Linked DNA regions of Homo sapiens: region 2 is linked to region 1. The links are chromatin loops, found by intact Hi-C in ENCODE. Cell type or tissue: OCI-LY7. All regions are shown on one strand. Each heading gives the region's core, and the rest is flanking DNA. Links, peaks and the distances in the headings are about the cores only. Region 1 overlaps BALR6 (B-cell acute lymphoblastic leukemia associated long RNA 6). Region 2 overlaps BALR6 (B-cell acute lymphoblastic leukemia associated long RNA 6).

The links. Hi-C counts contacts between places; a loop is a spot of excess contacts. Peaks named below come from ENCODE experiments on the same cell type or tissue, not always from the same donor. Only the 100,000 strongest peaks of a DNase experiment are listed, where the experiment ranks them.
Region 2: a loop joins it to region 1, with 2.9 times the contacts of the local background. A loop is called at or near these places in 2 of 110 quality-filtered maps.

What each region holds. Positions count from the first base shown.
Region 1 is chr3:18,218,828-18,227,168 of GRCh38, forward strand. All of the region lies in intron 4 of BALR6 (B-cell acute lymphoblastic leukemia associated long RNA 6), which reads left to right. Among named protein-coding and RNA genes, the nearest start is that of SATB1, 200 kb to the right of the region's middle. In OCI-LY7, for the core only: no CTCF peak of the experiment used is centred there; DNase peaks (open chromatin) are centred at 3,344, 4,934, 5,354, 6,824 and 2 weaker places; H3K4me3 peaks cover 5,127 bases; H3K27ac peaks cover 5,544 bases.
Region 2 is chr3:18,123,298-18,131,638 of GRCh38, forward strand. The region is part of intron 4 of BALR6 (B-cell acute lymphoblastic leukemia associated long RNA 6); the gene reads left to right. Among named protein-coding and RNA genes, the nearest start is that of BALR6, 160 kb to the left of the region's middle. RefSeq lists an enhancer at 4,573-5,448. In OCI-LY7, for the core only: CTCF peaks have their summits at 4,078 and 4,285; DNase peaks (open chromatin) are centred at 4,074 and 4,404; H3K4me3 peaks cover 1,707 bases; H3K27ac peaks cover 2,404 bases.

The DNA of each region.
Region 1 (8,341 bases), core at 97-8,096:
ATTATTCAGTATGGCACCAGACAATTTTTATTCAGTTATTGCCATTGGGAAAGTTTGGAATTATTTGTGCTTTATGGGATGATAGGGTTTAAAGTTAATTTTCCTATGATGTACCCCTTTCTATTTGACATTACATTTTGTTTGCAAAAAATACTGGTACAGTGCAGTTTTTTAAAATCAGGCAATTCAGAGAGTTCCTCTTAACAATGCCCTCTGAGACTATTATGAAAGTTGTTAACATTAAACTGCCTTAGCGAGGTGCTGTCTTTGGTACCGTATAATTTCATTAATTTAAATCCAAGTAAAGATCAAATTTTCCAATTCATCTAAGCTATTTATTGGCCTTGGCTTTCTTGGTGATTAACTTTGATGACAATAGCATTTCACACAATGTACAAACAATAAAATTCTGCTTCTTACAGGACAGTGGGATGATCTTTTGGTAAACATTTTACTTGGGAACAGTTAGGAGAAATTATGAATCTACAAGTTAATGATCCAAGCCTCAGTTTACCTATTAATTAACTGAAAGAATTTCTTGCCTGTAATGTGTGCTGGAAAGAAAAGATCTTTATGTTTATGAGTGGCATATATATACAGTGTGACACAAGTATTACGATTGTTTAAAAAACTATTCTAATGACACTGGTAGTATTTTAAGAGTAATAGTAATACAATTGTTGGCCAGAAGCGGTGGCTCACACCTGTAATCCCAGCACTTTGGGAGGCCGAGGCGGGTGGATCACGAGGTCAGGAGATTGAGACCATCCTGGCTAACACAGTGAAACTCCGTCTCTGCTAAAAATACAAAAAATTAGCTGGGCGTGGTGGTGGGCACCTGTAGTCCCAGCTACTCGGGAGGCTGAGGCAGGAGAACGGCGTGAACCTGGGAGGCGGAGCTTGCAGTGAGCCGAGATCACGCCACTGCACTCTGGCGTGGGTGACAGAGCGAGATTCCGTCTCAAAAAAAAAAAAAAAAAATACAATTGCTAGGCAAAAATGAATATTTATTTGTAATTTTTAGAATTTATTCTAATTGTAATTATTTCTTCATCTCTGACCTTGTATGTCCAACAGGGTCAGGACTAGGATCTGAAGTACAAAATTTAAGGAGTGTCCAAAATCTCAGTAATCAAGATAAATATTTTAATGCAATAGTTTTAAAAATAAAAATTAATGCGAAAAATTAATAATGGAAAAAAGTTGGAATTTTAAATAAAGACAGGGTCAGAGATTGCAATGGACAGAGAGCACTGCCCCTGGATCATTAATAAGATTTAGATTATCAAGCCACATCACTGCAGTTTGCATGTGATTTCATAAGTATCCACCATACATAGAATTCAATTGATTTCAAGCTTTTAAGTAATCACTGGATTCTAATATCTTTTATATATCATTGTTTTCTCAATATTCACACTTTGGGGTTCTCCCCAAATATTATATTAGGAAATTCAAATGTGTTTCACTTTTCAGATCAAAATTAAAGAAGTATTCAGTTGATGCTGCATGATTCTGAATAACTGTGAAACCTACTTTTAGGCAGAATATAAATAACATGCTTGAGAATAGAAATCTATGAATAGTTCTTTGAGTGAAAGAACGGTGTAGCCAATTTCACTCCATTGAGGTAACACTAAACAAGATGAGCTTGTTTTACTTCATACAAAGGAATGACCAAATTAGGCATGAGAAAATGTGACAAGATTTCCAATCGTGTTTTTCTTTTCTTTCTTTCTTTCTTTTTTTTTTTTTTTTTCCCCAGCTTAGATTTGTACTCTTCGGTACTGCTAGAAATAGAATTCTCAAAAGAGCCATGCTCTCTTTCACAAGCCTTGGAAAAATCAGTTTGGTCTACACTTGACTTTATTAGTGGTCTCCTGATTCCTTGGGACTTTGTCATTGTTTTAGATCATTGTTCAGGCCAAATGGGAAGAAGGAAGTGGTAAGGATAGTAGTATGAATGACTAAAGTCTAGGCCAGCACATCTCAAATTTTCTAATTTCTGGAGATCTTATTAAAATAGAGATTCTGGGATGGGGCCTGAAATTCTACATTTCTAACAAAACCCCAGACAATGCCCAAGTTGCTGTTTCATGGATCACGTTTTGGATAGTGCTACTTGTGAGTTTTTGTTCTTGTTGCTTTTGAGATTAAATGTTTAAAGAATTATCCTTTTTGGGAAAATAAATTATCTTCTATATAATATAAGGTCCTTGAGGTAGAAATTTTGTCTCATCTGTTCTTATATCCCTAGTTCATTGAACACTGCAGGGCATTTGAAGGCACTTAACTGTTATTGATTGTTGTTGAATAAATTAATAAATGAAATTTGGGGCCAATTTTAGAACAGGGGTTCTTAAGTTTTTTTAGTGCCATGGATCCTACCCTCTTTGGCAATCTGGTGAAGTCTGTGGACCCTTTCTCAGGAAAATATTTTTAAGTGAAAAAAATAGAATGTATAGGTATTACAAAGGAAACCAATTATATGGAATCATAGTTATCAAAATATATAAAAGTCAAATGTGTGATGTAATAATGTATGTGCTTTTAAAAAATAAAATCTTGCAGTGCATCTAATAATTACTATAATTTCGAAGAAATGAAGAGTATAAAGACTGTTTTCATATATCTACAGCAACTGTAATTTCATAGAAAAAAAAAACTGTGATTTCTATTAGTGACAGACAGGTACTGCTAATAGTACCATAGGTTGTTGACTCTATTCATAATGGAAGGATATGCTAAATTTCAGTTGGAAATGAGTGAAAATAATGTTGTAATTGTTTTTACATTCAAGTTCACAGACATCCTGGGTCTGTGAACCCCAGAGTAAGAACCTGATTTTAGACAGTCCACGAGTTTTGTTTACCAAGCTTTTCCAATGTTGGTTGAAAATCATTTCACAAAAAGAAAAACAATAGAGTAATACTTATGATTATTTTTATTTTAGCTAATGAAGTATCTAATACTTGTCATATTATTCCATTTTCTTTAACACAGTACTTCAACTTGCAAAAATCTGAAACAGCTTTTTCCAGTGATTATTTCCCTTTCTTCCATTCATATCTATGACAAATATATAATGTATACCTTTATTAACTGGATAAACAACCCACAAATGCGACTTTGTAAAGTGCATTCCCATGAGACAGATCCATAAACCTGGTAAGCACACCAAGACCCCATCAGAGATATTTGAACTAAATCTTAATTTGTTATTTACAAACACTTCACATGGCCCTCTAAATGAATTCTGTGCTGCCTCATTGACAAGAAATATAACAGACTACACATTCGAGAGACAGAGAGGGCTGTGGGATTATTTGACTGAACAATTTCACAGGTGTTAACAATAGAGGTGGGCCGAAGAGTTTCAACCAAGAGAATGTAACTCAGACTGAAGTTATCCAAACACCTGTTGGTAAGTTGTATTCTTTCCTTTAGATTGTTTCCTTTATAGTAATTTTGTAGAGCTACTTTATTGGTCTTTTCCTTCAGAAGTCAGAAAGTTGAGGGGAGGGGAGAAAAGAAGGAAAGAGTAGGAGAACCAACAAAGATTCAAATTTGTCACCATGCCAAAGACAGCCTAACCCCTAGAGCAGAGGTCTCAAACCTGGAGCCTTGGGGCAGACACAGGAGCAAATGAGTTTTGTTTGGCTCATACACCAGTAATTAAGAATTGGATTTGAATGCTCTTATGCATTGGTGTGCAAGTAAATGTTTAATAACCAACTCTCTGGGAGTGGAGTGGAAGCCCTGATTTGCAATGTTTGACAATTCCTGTGGCGTAAATGGTCAATTTTGACTTACCAAGATGAGGACACCGAAAAGAGCTTTGGGAAGAGATGTGTATAATCGGCCCTCTGAAGTCCACTCCATCACAGCACTGTATTTCAGGGGGGCCTGCATTCTCTTGGGTTCCCACCTCTTCATGCTGTCTTCCACCCTGCCCACTTTCCTCTCTTAAATCACCTCTTTGGTCCCAGTGGGCTGTGAAATTCGTGACTTCTGCCTGGAGCTTTTCTGGGTGCCTGACGTTGGTCACAAAGCTAGGCTGAGGAATGTGCTGGCTATTTTGAGGTGTGATCAGAGACTTGCATTCATTGTGAAGAAAGCAGAGGGATTTGGCAGAGGAAAGCAAAGACTAAGCCTGGGATACAGCAGCTATAGGAAACGTGGCTTGGGTGTCACTTGATTGGCTGCTACTTGTTTTTGTGTTCCCATCTGTCAAAAACAGCTGGAAGTCACAACTAAATTAAAGGTGGAAAATGCTTTGAAAAAGTAATGGGGCCACACACAAAAAATATTACTACTATTTCTTCCCCTCAGCTTCCCCACTCCGCTAAATGAGACATTCTGCAAGGACTGGATACTATTTCTGTCTTTTCACACTTCTCTTGCTAATGTTCAGTGGGCTTCAGAGATCTGATATAAATGTACAGGCGATGTGGAAACTGATTGAGAGGCAGATTTATATTAAAAATTGTATACATATATTTACCACCAGTTTTAATGATGCACTTTTGGTGAAGATGAGTTGCTTAAAACGAAATAGACTTAAGAACATATTACTTAAAAATCATATCATGTGTCTTTTTGCTTCACATTTAAACCAGAAAACAAAATCTATATTCACTGTTAGTATAACGCTTAGAAAAGAAAAGATTTTGTCCATGGCTCCCAAATCAGTAGATTATGGTTGTAAGCCCCAATGAGTTCTAAACCATTTGCCAAAGAGCAAGCACCCACCAACTTCCCTCCCCCTGCCAAACATACACTTCCCTCCTGTCTGATTTATAGAGACCCTTTGTTAGGGATGTAGTAATGAAGCCAGCTGCTGTGTCTTTCTGCAGCCCACTGCACCCCTCCCTCGCCTCATCCCCCAGAACAGTTACTGTCAACACCCTGGGGACACTAGCAGAGAGCTCCCAACAGGAAGTCTGGGGATGCTTTTTGATTCTGTGACCATCTTTCACTTCCTCCTTGAGTCCTCATTCTCACTTTGGTAGCCGAGGTCTGCCCTGCCTGCTACCAGAGTGACAAGAGAGGAGTAAAGAAACCAATAGCAAGATTTGGGTACTTAGAGCACTTTAATGGTACTTCAGGAAAATAAGAGATAAAGCAGAAACCAGGTTTAATAATCATAATAAGAATTCTAGAAGCTGTCTCCCACCACTTTGTGATAAACCCATTATCTCACTTAATTCCTCCCTCAGATGGTCTGAAGTCAGCCTGAAGGTGGAACCAAGACAGACTATTGTGAACACTTAGGCAACAAAAGCGTCAATGTGAAGAGAAGTTCTAGTATACTGTTTTCAGGCTTGGTACTAACCTTCATACTTGGGATGCCCAGCCTGGCTGACTTCTACTCATCTTCTAAGACTCATCACAGACATCGTATCTTTCAGGAAACTTCCGCGTTAGCCTGTCTCTCTACTGACACCCCCTCAGGTGCACTCCCCTGTTCCTAGATATTTCTCTCACTGCAGTTACCACAATCTATTGCCCGTCTAGACAGTTGGACGATTTATTCTTTGAGAGTAGAGAATGCAACTTGTTCATCTCTGTAGTCTCCGATCCTATTTTTTTTTGCCTTATGTATAGTAAGTGCTCCAAAAAAGTTTGATGAATGAATGAATGAATTCTGAAAGGATACTATAAGAAATGAAAAGAAACTGAATGAAGTTTATAGAAGAAAGAGGTTTTGAGTAGAATTTTAAGGACTGCAGTGTTTGGAGTAAGAAAATATGTTGCCATGTGGAAATGAGGAAGTAAAAGGGTTACATGTAGAAAGTTGTATTTCATTTTGTTTAGCCAAGTTCTGACATTCAGAAAATCGAGAAATAAGGGGAACCAAATAACAGAGAAAGCAATTGGTGGACAGGTAGTTTGAAGCCACTGTGCAAAGGAATTTATTAATGACAGGAGCTACTAACACCACATCGAGTCTGGATGTGCCATGCATCTTGAAAGCTCAAATGTGTGCTAGATTGTCTTGCAAGCTCACAGATTCCAGGAGAGTTATGGACACACTAGAAGGGAATGAAGAAAACCTTTGGCTCTAGGTTTCATTTGAGGCTGCCTTATTCAGCTATACTTCCGATAGCAAAAATGAACCTGCTCTGGAAGTCTACGTTTCTCCTTTATCCCTTGGAAAATAAAATTCAGTTTCACATAAGTCTCTTTACATTTTCATTAAGTTATCAATAGCATCAGAAAATGTTCCTGTTTTCACTTTTTGTTAATTTTTATCTTTTTTGAAAATTATCTATAGCTTCATCATCAGCTGGTGGGCAGAACAGTATGATACCTCAAAAAAATCCCTTATGTCCTGCAGTCATCTTTGTTCTTTCATGAAACACTTTTGAGAGAGGTAACTCCATTTTCTCCTATGTAGACACACACACCCTTCTATGTCATTAGTGATGCATCTTTAGTATCCTCTGTAACAGCCTGCAATGTTGTTTTTTAAATCTTCACTTTTCACAGATGTTGCCACCACATTGATAAAGAAGACCCCAAAAACCATCTCTGGCACCAGAAGTAGCTAGCCAAAAACCTGCATTGCTTCTTCAACACTCCTCCAAACCCTACTCTATTCATTAAAAATGTTTGCCCCTTTCTATCTAATGTATTATCTTAAGGAATTTGCTATTTTTCTCCCAAGGGGAGAAAAAAAAAACTCACTCTTCAAGATGTCACTTTGTTTACTCCATTTAATTATTTAAGAGATTCTTTAAGCCCTTACCACTCAACCTTTACAGTTCCACACAAAAACAAAGCTAATTCAGATGGCTGAGGACCTTTATGCAAATTGAGGTTTTTCAGAGCTGAAAAGGGCACATGCCAGCTTCAGGGCAGGAACAGGCTGGATAGCTCATGTGGAGGGGGATTTTGGTCACAAACATGGAGCCATTTGATGAACATGTAAACTAATATTAGTAATACAGCATTAATTTATTGCTTCTGCAGATTATTTCTAATACAGACTTGCTGACTTGTACATGTATGATACATAAACACATCCATAAAAGTTTAATGCTGTCAGAGTAGTACATTCACCCACAACACTGCCTGATGACACATTTTCACTTTTCTTAACACTGCTTCCTGAAGGAGTCAACATGATGTCAAGGTGACAGAATTAAGAATGACACCAGAGGAATGGTCAGAAAATTAACTTTTCAAAACTTTCGTGTTAGATGTTTGGATAGACATTCAGTAACATGTGGTGATCACGAATGTGTCTTTAGTTTATTTTGAAAACGAATCCTGAATTACCAATTGAGCAGCAGAACCTGTTTGTACTCCAAAAACAAATTACATTGAATTTAAAAAGCCATTATGAAGAGTGCCTTATGATAAAGAATAGATTTTCTGGCTAAAAGCATTTTCCATCATTTGACAAAGTATAGTCAATCTTAAAGAAAAGCTTCAACTTACGCATTCGTTTCAAAATTAATACTTATGAAGACAGGAAGTTGAATAGATGAAGAGTGATGACTTTTTGCAGGATCTGAGCCCTAAAGTTTTGGGCCTACACTATTCCTTCCTATCTCCTTGTCAGAGAAGTTGAGGCAAGATCTCTCTTTTATCTGGCTCTCAGATTTCTGAGTATAATAAGCTCACAATTCCTTATAGGAAAGATAGAACACATCAGAAAAGCATTCCAAATCATTCCAAATCAAATGAAAGTCACCATTTGATGACTGTAAACTAGCCCCACTCATGGTTTGTTTGGATTTTCTTTTTTTTTTTAAAGGCATTAGAATACATTCAGCTTTTTCTGCATCTGTGTGTCAGTTGCAGAAATGGAAGTTGGAACTAGCCAACTCCATCAGTCATCTACCCCCAGTCTCTGAAATTTCTGTTCCTCTCTAGATAGTGGACGTTCAGTCATTTTGCAGCACTCATCTCGGCTCTAATAACAACTCTATTATGGCCCTGTGGCCTTTTTCGTAACATTTATTTTCAGGTTTGCCATGTGTTGGGCATCCATAACAGCCGGGCTGACTGTCACTTTGTGGCTCCAAAGGCATCGGCAGTGAGAGAGATCTGGACTCTTGCAAAGTATGATGGAATTGGCTGGATTTCATGTGACAAGCTCAGATGATGGCCCTTTGTCCAGAGCAGGCATGACAGAAATGGAAATGCTTGATACAGGTCCTGTTTCCTAAGAACATGTAAAGGACAACTTATGGTGATTTGGGGGATTAAATCGCAACTTTTTCTTGAACTTAAATCTCTATCAATTAGGTAGGCAGCTTGCTTTACTGGGAATTTTCATGGGACCAATACTTGTAAAGGAATGTATTGCTTAAGTGAAGCAGGATCTAGC
Region 2 (8,341 bases), core at 106-8,105, 96 kb before region 1:
TTGAACACTAATTAGAGAGTTTGTTAGAGGTGAGGGGCATAAGGAGAAGAGCCTCTTTCTGCCTTCAGTACTATTCCCAGTTGTCTAACAATCCACTCCCTTTCCAGGTAGTCTGTAGAGACTAAATCAGGGAGTGTCTTCTCATCTGACTCCTGAGGACAAGCGTTTTCTCTTATTCTCGTCTGAACTTCCCTCCAGCCTACCAAGTCTGGCTTTCAATATGCTAAATTTGGACAATTTTTCTTAATATAAGAGACTAGCTTGCAGGATTATTGTCTTGCCACAAAATCTTATACAGTGTATTTGAATGTCAGAAACTGAAAATTACCTTATTTCCTTTTCATATTCCATGTTCAGCCTTTCTAATCTTCTCCCTAGGAAGACAGATGTCCCAAGTCAATAGAAATGAAGGACCTGTACTTGAAAATACAAAAGAGAAAGTGCATTAATTATTCTCAATGATTCAGCATTGTAACACATACATATGTGCAAATAAGAGAAAATGAATATACTTTTGGATGGAGACTAGTGTTTCATTTACTCGGTATTCCCATAGACTTTAGAATATGTACTGGAGCTTAGAAGTTGACTTTGTATTTGTGCTTTACTTTACTTACCCAATAAACATTTTCAAATAACCAATTATAAGCCAGGCCCTTGCCATAAAAAGAGTCCATTTCCTTTTGGAGGGCTCAAAATCTATTGGTAGAGAAACTGAATAGGTAAGTAGTAACTCTCACACAAAAAAGGCATGAAAAGAGGTATATAGGTGGCACCATATGAGCAGAGAAAAAACATGTAATTCAACCTTTGATGTCAGGGAAGTGGTCCAGAGAATATCACATTTTAGATGAGTCTTAGTGGATGTCTTCTTTAAGAGGAAAGGGATGGGATAGGTTGGGAGTCATTCTAGGCTTAGGGAGAGCATGTGCAAAGGTAACAAAGATATGTCACTTTTATATTTCTATATGGCTGGAGTACATGGTACACTGGGTACACACTGGGATGCTTTCCATAGTGGTGGTGGACGAGGAAGAAACTGTAAGTGAGCCCAAGGCCAGATCTAAACTGGCTTGCTCAACATGGGAAACAAGTTTAGCTTCATCTCAAGTGATATATGTGGCAGTGAACATTTTTAATCAGAGTGATAATATGCTTAGATAATCGTATTTGAATTTAAGAAAGGTCAGTGTGGAGGATGCATTGGAGGAGGTGGGGCCGGAAGCTGGAAGACCAGTTAAGGGGCTATTCAGTTAAAGCAGATGTGGTAGTTATTCATGCTGTGCAACCACAAATATTTCTAGCTTTCTTTCTTTTGGGCACATGGCATGATTGCTCTGCTCCCTGCGAGGCTGGGTGTAGCTGTGTGACTCGCTTTAGCTAATGAAATGTTAGCTGAGGTGTCATGTGTCATTTCTGGGTGGAAATTTTAAGAGCCAGTGCATGATTCATCTTGTTTTTTTGCTCCTAACTTGGTGATAATGGAGCTTCCATTAGGAACTTAGCCAGGGTCCCTGAGTGGTTATGATAAACAGAGCTCCAGGTGATGCATGCTGGATATGTCGTATACATAAGAAATTTGTGTTAAGCCACGGAGATTTTGGGGTTATTTGTTATCACTGCATGACTTAGACTATTCTGACCACCAGGTCAGGGGAAACAGGGGCCTGAAATAATAGCATGGCAGCAAAAAGGGAGAGGAGTGACAAGTTCAAGAGATGTTAAGGTGGTAGAAGAGACAGAGTTTAGTAAAAGACTAAATATGGGGGAGAGAGAGAGGAGAGCCTAAGATGACCATATTTCTGATCAGTAGGACCATGCCTATCTGTTCATGCACATTACTTTTTTCTTCCCCATTGAATCTAAGCTTTTTGAGAAAACCTTTTATAACTCTTGTGTACTATTTTTTATACTCATTCTCCACTCTTTGTCTCCCCCTCCAACTCTTAGACAGAATTAATTACACTCTTATCTGTTTCAATTGCTTTTGATGCACAACTTGACTATAGCATATCTTACAAGTCAAAGATATTGACAGTATTTCTGATGATGGTGACCATTTCTCCAGGATTTCTAAAAGCAGTGACCTTCTATAAACATTGATTAACAATTTTTTAATTGTCTTTTTAACATTTCACTCCTCACGGTTATTTCTGTTAGCCCTGCAGAAAAAAATAAGTGGAACTACAAATAGAACTATTATCTTCTCTCTTTAAAACGTTTTTAAAAACAATTTTGATCAAATTTTTGCTCAAACCATTGCATAGAAGGGGAATTTAGGATTATTTATAAATGTAACTTGCCCATGATGTCCCTCTCTCATTATCATGTGTAACGAAAAGTTGGCAGGATTTACTTTCTTTCTTAGAAAATTGAGCATCCAAAGGAAGAATAAAATTCTGCAAGAGGAATTCATTTAAAACACTTTTAAGTGAAAAAAATGCTAACAAAGATATAGTGTAGAATCCAATTCACGATTTTAAAAAGCACATGGCTCTTTCAGGCAATGTCAAAGCTCTTTCTGTAGCATATTTTTAAGAATCACAGAGGAAAGATTCGTGATTCTCAAATATGGGCTTTGATGTCTCCTTTCCATTCAGCCCTTGAGCTATTATTAAGAGTGTTTCCCAGAGGACCACTGAGGAGGTGGGCCAGTGGAAACCAACACCCCACCTCCACCTTTGCCTCATTGGAGCTATTGGGTCTCTTCTAATTTAGGATTGGAGCTGAGGAAAAGTGGAAATTATTTCTTACATTTAAGGGCTCAGCTTACCGCTGAAATTGCTTTTCATTTAATTCAAGCAGCAACTGATAGCACAGAACACTTAAACAAAATTAAACAGAAATCTTTCACATTTTGAGAGGCACTTATGTGTGCTTTGTGTGTTTTCTTTCCTCCCCTTCTTCTCCCTCTTTCCCTCCCTCCTTCCCTCCCTTCATTCCTTCCTTCCTCCCCTCCTTCCTTCCTTGTTTCCTTTTTCCCCTCTTGCCACTTAAATAGAATTTTCCCAGAGAAAAAAAGCAGAATAGCTTTCATAGATTTCCTGTATTTCCTTTGGCACTTGGAGTTATGGGAGAGAGGGTGATTGATATTACCGAGGGTTGGAGCTCAGCTTCCCCCTCTGTTTACTGCTGTTCCTTCTCGCACCTTAAACTACCTCCTATGTATTTTAGACAGGTCAAGTCATTAACAAACATTAGTAGAATTCTGGATAGAAGTAATTGTATTTAACTTGTAAAATTTATACCTTTGTATGTTGTATGTCTGTGGGTCTGAGCAATCACACACATCTTTAAAAAGAGAGAGAGCTAGAGAGAAATAAAATCATCACACCATAATGGGAAACAAAATTTCTGAGCAGAATGGACTGTCAGATCAAACTCCTCCTAAAGCAAACAATAATTGCCTTAATTTTTGTGGATAGTACAGTTGGCTAAAATAAGCTAACCAGATTTGTGAACTGAACATCATCGAAGATTTTTGTGATGCAGGCAGCAGGGTTGTTGAAGTATTGCCAGTGAGTAGAAGTGGTTTTGTGGCCACTGGGCCCCTTGCCCACCTTTCTGGGGCCTAATGGTGCAGATGTGAGGCATGAAGGAGTCCGGGCCATTGGAACGGCAACAGGGTGGAGGGGAAACAGACCAGGAGAGCTGGAGCATCTCACTGCCCAGATTGTTTGCAGCAGACAGCAAGAAAGTCCATTAAAAAGATGGTACTGGCCTGATATATCTGGGGCATCTAGTTGCCTTAGGCTAAAAGTACTCTCAACGTATTTTACTGCTTCTCCAAAGCAAACAATTGTTTAATTAGTAAAAATAAAAAAGCTACTTAGAGGAGGAAAGATTGAGGGACGTATTTTCGACTTAAGTAATACTGAATTAAAAATGGTCTCTCTCATCCTGTCTGCTGACATTCATTTTTTAGCAGAAAAGTGAAGACACATTGTAGGATGCCCAGAATTGCTGAATCCATCCTTCAGAATTGCATTCACAGTCAGCCTCTTAGAGAAAGCCGTGTTGGAGCTCTAGCTCTTCACCAACGAAGGCAAATGTAGAGCTACAGCAGGACCTACTGGCTGCCTTCTGAAAGGCCTGAAACAGGTAGTGCTTTTCTTAGGCACAACCTGGGGGCTTGTGTGGTGCTGATGCCAGTGGAAGGAGGGCAAGAGGGGTCCTAAGAAAGAGGAATGTAACTGGGAAAAGAAGAGTGAGAACTACTGAGGGATAAATAATTTAGAACCTTTCCAAAGGAAGCAGTAAATAACAACTTCTTAATGTTTTCTATGGAAGAAAAAAGAGCAACACTTAACATCTGTACATATCGGGTTTTTTTTTTTTGAAAGAGAAAGCTTTACAAAGAGTAATCATTGAAATGGAAAAAGCAGAAGTGGTTTGCCTAGTGAACTGGGGAATGGCAGAGGGCTAGGGTCTGTACTCACCAGGGTGTGTGTGTGTGTGTGTGTGTTTGTGTGTGTGTGTGTGTGTGTGTGTGTGAATCTTGATGTGCATTGAAAAATATAATAGAAATTGGTAATGGTTTCCTCCATCTTACTTTCTGACATAGTTCCTGGGGGCTGGGGAGCATATCCCCTCTTCATGAACATCAGGAAAAAAAATAGAGGAAACAAAATATAGGGCAGCAGACTTTGCTTATCAAACAACTAGCTTCCCTCTTTTGAAGTACAAACTGAAGCCCATGAACTTGGGCCAGTACTGGCGTATGGCCTTCCCTTTTAGTATTTTGTGTGTGTGTGTGTGTGTGTGTGTGGCATGCGTGTGTGTCATTTACAAATGCAAAGATAACAGCAAGTTCTTAGTTGGCACCAAATGGGGGACCGTTAAGTATGAGAAATGATGTCGATTTATCATTATATTATGCCTCTGACAGCGAAACACACCTGTACTTTTTATGTAATTTATTGACTGGTTATAGATGCTGTGCGAGAGAGGAAAAAATTAGCGCAGCTTTAATTACTCATGCTGCTGGTTAAAATATTAATGGGGCACAGAGTGTTGCATGCTCATTTCTGTTGATTTTTAATTAGCAGTAATTCATTTTGCACAAAGCATGTTGATGCCTTTGCCGGAGACATTAGCGAAGAAGCTGAATAAAGATGTTTTTGAGAGAGCTACTGTGCATACAGAATAAAGAGTGCCTGCTTCCTGTCTTGTCTGATAAAAGTTGGGCAAAGTGGGAGACAGATGATGAAACCAAACAATACCAAAGAATCACGGTATATAGTTTAAGTCTCAGGCCTGATCCAATTTGGAGTTTTCCTAAAACCTTCATTTTTGCACACTTTTTGCCCCAGAGGCCGTTATGTGGGTTATTTTGTTTGATTCCAGAAGACTGAAACAAAATCTGAAACACAGACTTCCTTTACCCCTTTTTTCAGTGAATGTCATGATGATATTTTGCTTAATGGAGAAAAATAGGCTGGCATGTGGGTTTTGTATGTGATCTCCTTGACAGGGCTGTAGGGGTTGGGTGAGTTGTTGACCCCTGAGGAGGAAGAGGACAGAGCATTTCAGGTAACTTCTTTTACCTGATAGATACAGGGAAGCCATGGATTTTCTATAATGTGGTGGATAGCTTTCCTTCATGTATCACATTCTAAAATTATTGTTGTGTATAAAGAGACTTCTAACCATGAGCCTCATTCTGTGAAGAATATAGTGAGGTCATTTTTGGCATAGGGAAAGTGGGAGACAAAAATTCAGCTGAGGACATAGTAAAACATGTTTTCTGGATTCTGCACACATTCAGAAATTGTTTCCTTGTCATTTTCCCCTCTTCCTCAGCCTCTCGCTTTGGTTCCAAAGCGGTCCCAGGGTAAATGCCCAAATAAATTCCCTCAGATTCCACTTGCTTTCAGCACCCCACCCGAGTGCATTTTCTGAGGCTTCCAGCCTGCAGAGTCTCAGTCAGCAACATCCTGTTCTAGGATCAGAAGCATGGATTTAGAAGGAAGCAGTGAGGTGATCTAATCCAACCTTCCTTCCAAGCTGGAGTCCCCTTTACAACATCTCCAATAAGCAACATTGATACCCACTTTCACCAGCTACTCCTGTTGAACATGGATGGGGAGAGTTCAGGGGAAAGTGAAAATAAGACACTGTCTCCCCCATATCTTTCAGCTTTAAAGAAATATTTACGGGCAATCCCATTCTTCAGCAGTACCGATTTTCTTCCTGGAACATACCAGGGATGCCAGGAGGAAAGGTGAACTTGGCCTCTTGGATCATTTGTCTTCACTGTACTATTGATCTTCACTAGGCTACTGGGTTTTCTATCACTCCTTTTAAAAAGTTCTTTTTGGCTTCTATATTTCTATTTTTCAGACTTCTATCCAACATCCTCAATCCAATAGGGTGGAAATTTAGGGCACTTTTATCACAACCCTTCTTGAATAAAGCTTTTGAAATGGTAACCTTTTCAGACAGCGTGGTAGAAAAAAGTTAATCTATCTAGAAGCCATATAAAAAGAAAACCAGAAAGGTGTTGGACATTTGGAAGATGACAAAAATATCCTTACTTTTGTAGAATACTCACAGAAATGAATGTCAGAAATTTCACAATTTAAGAAGCTCTTGCAAGGTGTGGCAGAAAGGAGTAAAGGAAAGTGAAAACAGAGTTCCGTGCACCTAGTTTACTAGAAATGGAAGTTTGGGAAGCTTTTGGTCACCTGCTACATAGACACACAACTGAGTCAGTTCTTCCCGTGGAGCGGGAGCTCTCTGAAGGCCAAGCCTGGGTCTTCATGTTAATTTCTGTTGACCATGAAACTCTTTATGCACGGGCATCATTTGTAACTTTGCAGAACACTTCTCGGAGCAGACAGGGACCTGAAGCTAACTGAGTTCTTTTTTTCTTGCTTTTTTCTTTTCTTTTTTTTTTGTCACTTAATCAGTGCTTAATAAGTTCTTGTACAATAAGATTAAATATTTTTAAAATACAGAAAACTATAGAGAAACACAAGTTAAATATCAATGTATTATCACGTAGAACTAACATATTCCAGTATTCTTTTTTTTGCTTCAATCTTTTTCATTTTTCATGAAAGAATGAAGACAATCCAGATTCAGTTAAGTCTTTCTAAAATATATTCTGACATTGTTATCTTCTTTCTCAATCTCAAAGGCAGCCACAATCATGGGTGCTATGTTTATTATTCACATACATTTGTTATATTTAAATTAGACATGTATATATTTTTCTCATATATAGTATTTTACATATGCATGAAACTGCAATTTGTATTTTTCACTCCACATTATGCTTTTCAGAGATTTAGCCATATTCATACACATAATGTAAATTATTTTAATTGCCATATAGTACTTCATTATATACAAACACAGCAACTTAATTCGCTCACACTTTAATGATGGACATTTTAGATTTCTTTTTTTTTCTTTTTAGAAACAATGATGTGATGAACTTTTTGTTCTGTACATGTGCAATACAGTTTTTAAAAAGAATTTATAGCCAGAAGTGGAATTGCTGGATTGTGCTAGTCATTGCTAGACTACTCTCCAAAGTGGCTCAATAGATTTATATGCCCATTGGTAGTTTATGATAGTTTGTACTTTTCCACAATCTGCTCAACACCTGATAATGTCAGACTTAAAAATTTTGCCAACAGATAGATAAAGTGGACAAATCATTTAGTGAGATTGAATATCTTCTCCTATGTTTTGTGAATCATTTAGATTTCTTATCGTGTGAATTTCCTATTAATATTCTCTGCACATTTTTTCACTGGGAGTACTTGGCTTTTTCTGATTGATTTGGAAGAATTCTTTGTATATTTTGAATACTGATCCTTTTCCATATATTTAGATTCCGTGTGTGTGTGTGTGTTTATATATGTGTGTGTGACAGTCTATGGCTTTTCTTTTGTTAGTTTTGTATGTGGTAATTTTACTGAACAGAATTTAGAATTTTCATGCAGCCAAATATATGAATCTTTTCCTTTATGATTTTATAAATTTTGCATTTTGTTTAGGAGATAATGTCCTAACATAACATTCTAACTAAATTCTCCCATATTTCCTTCTAAATGTTGATGTTTTATTTTCCATCCTTAAGTTTTTATTCTATTTATAATTTGTTGTTTATCTCTTTCAATATATATATGCACATGGAGCTATTTACTCCAAGGTATACTCCAGTAACTGGATGAGTCTGTCAGAATGGAATCTGATGCATATTAAAGGCTGCATTTAAAACCAGAGTCACCTCTAACCCTTAGACAGGACCAATTGAGAGTTCCCTCAGAGTCTGCTGCCCCCTCCCACTATTTGGTCAAGGGTGCATTCACACTTGTCCTTTAGATAT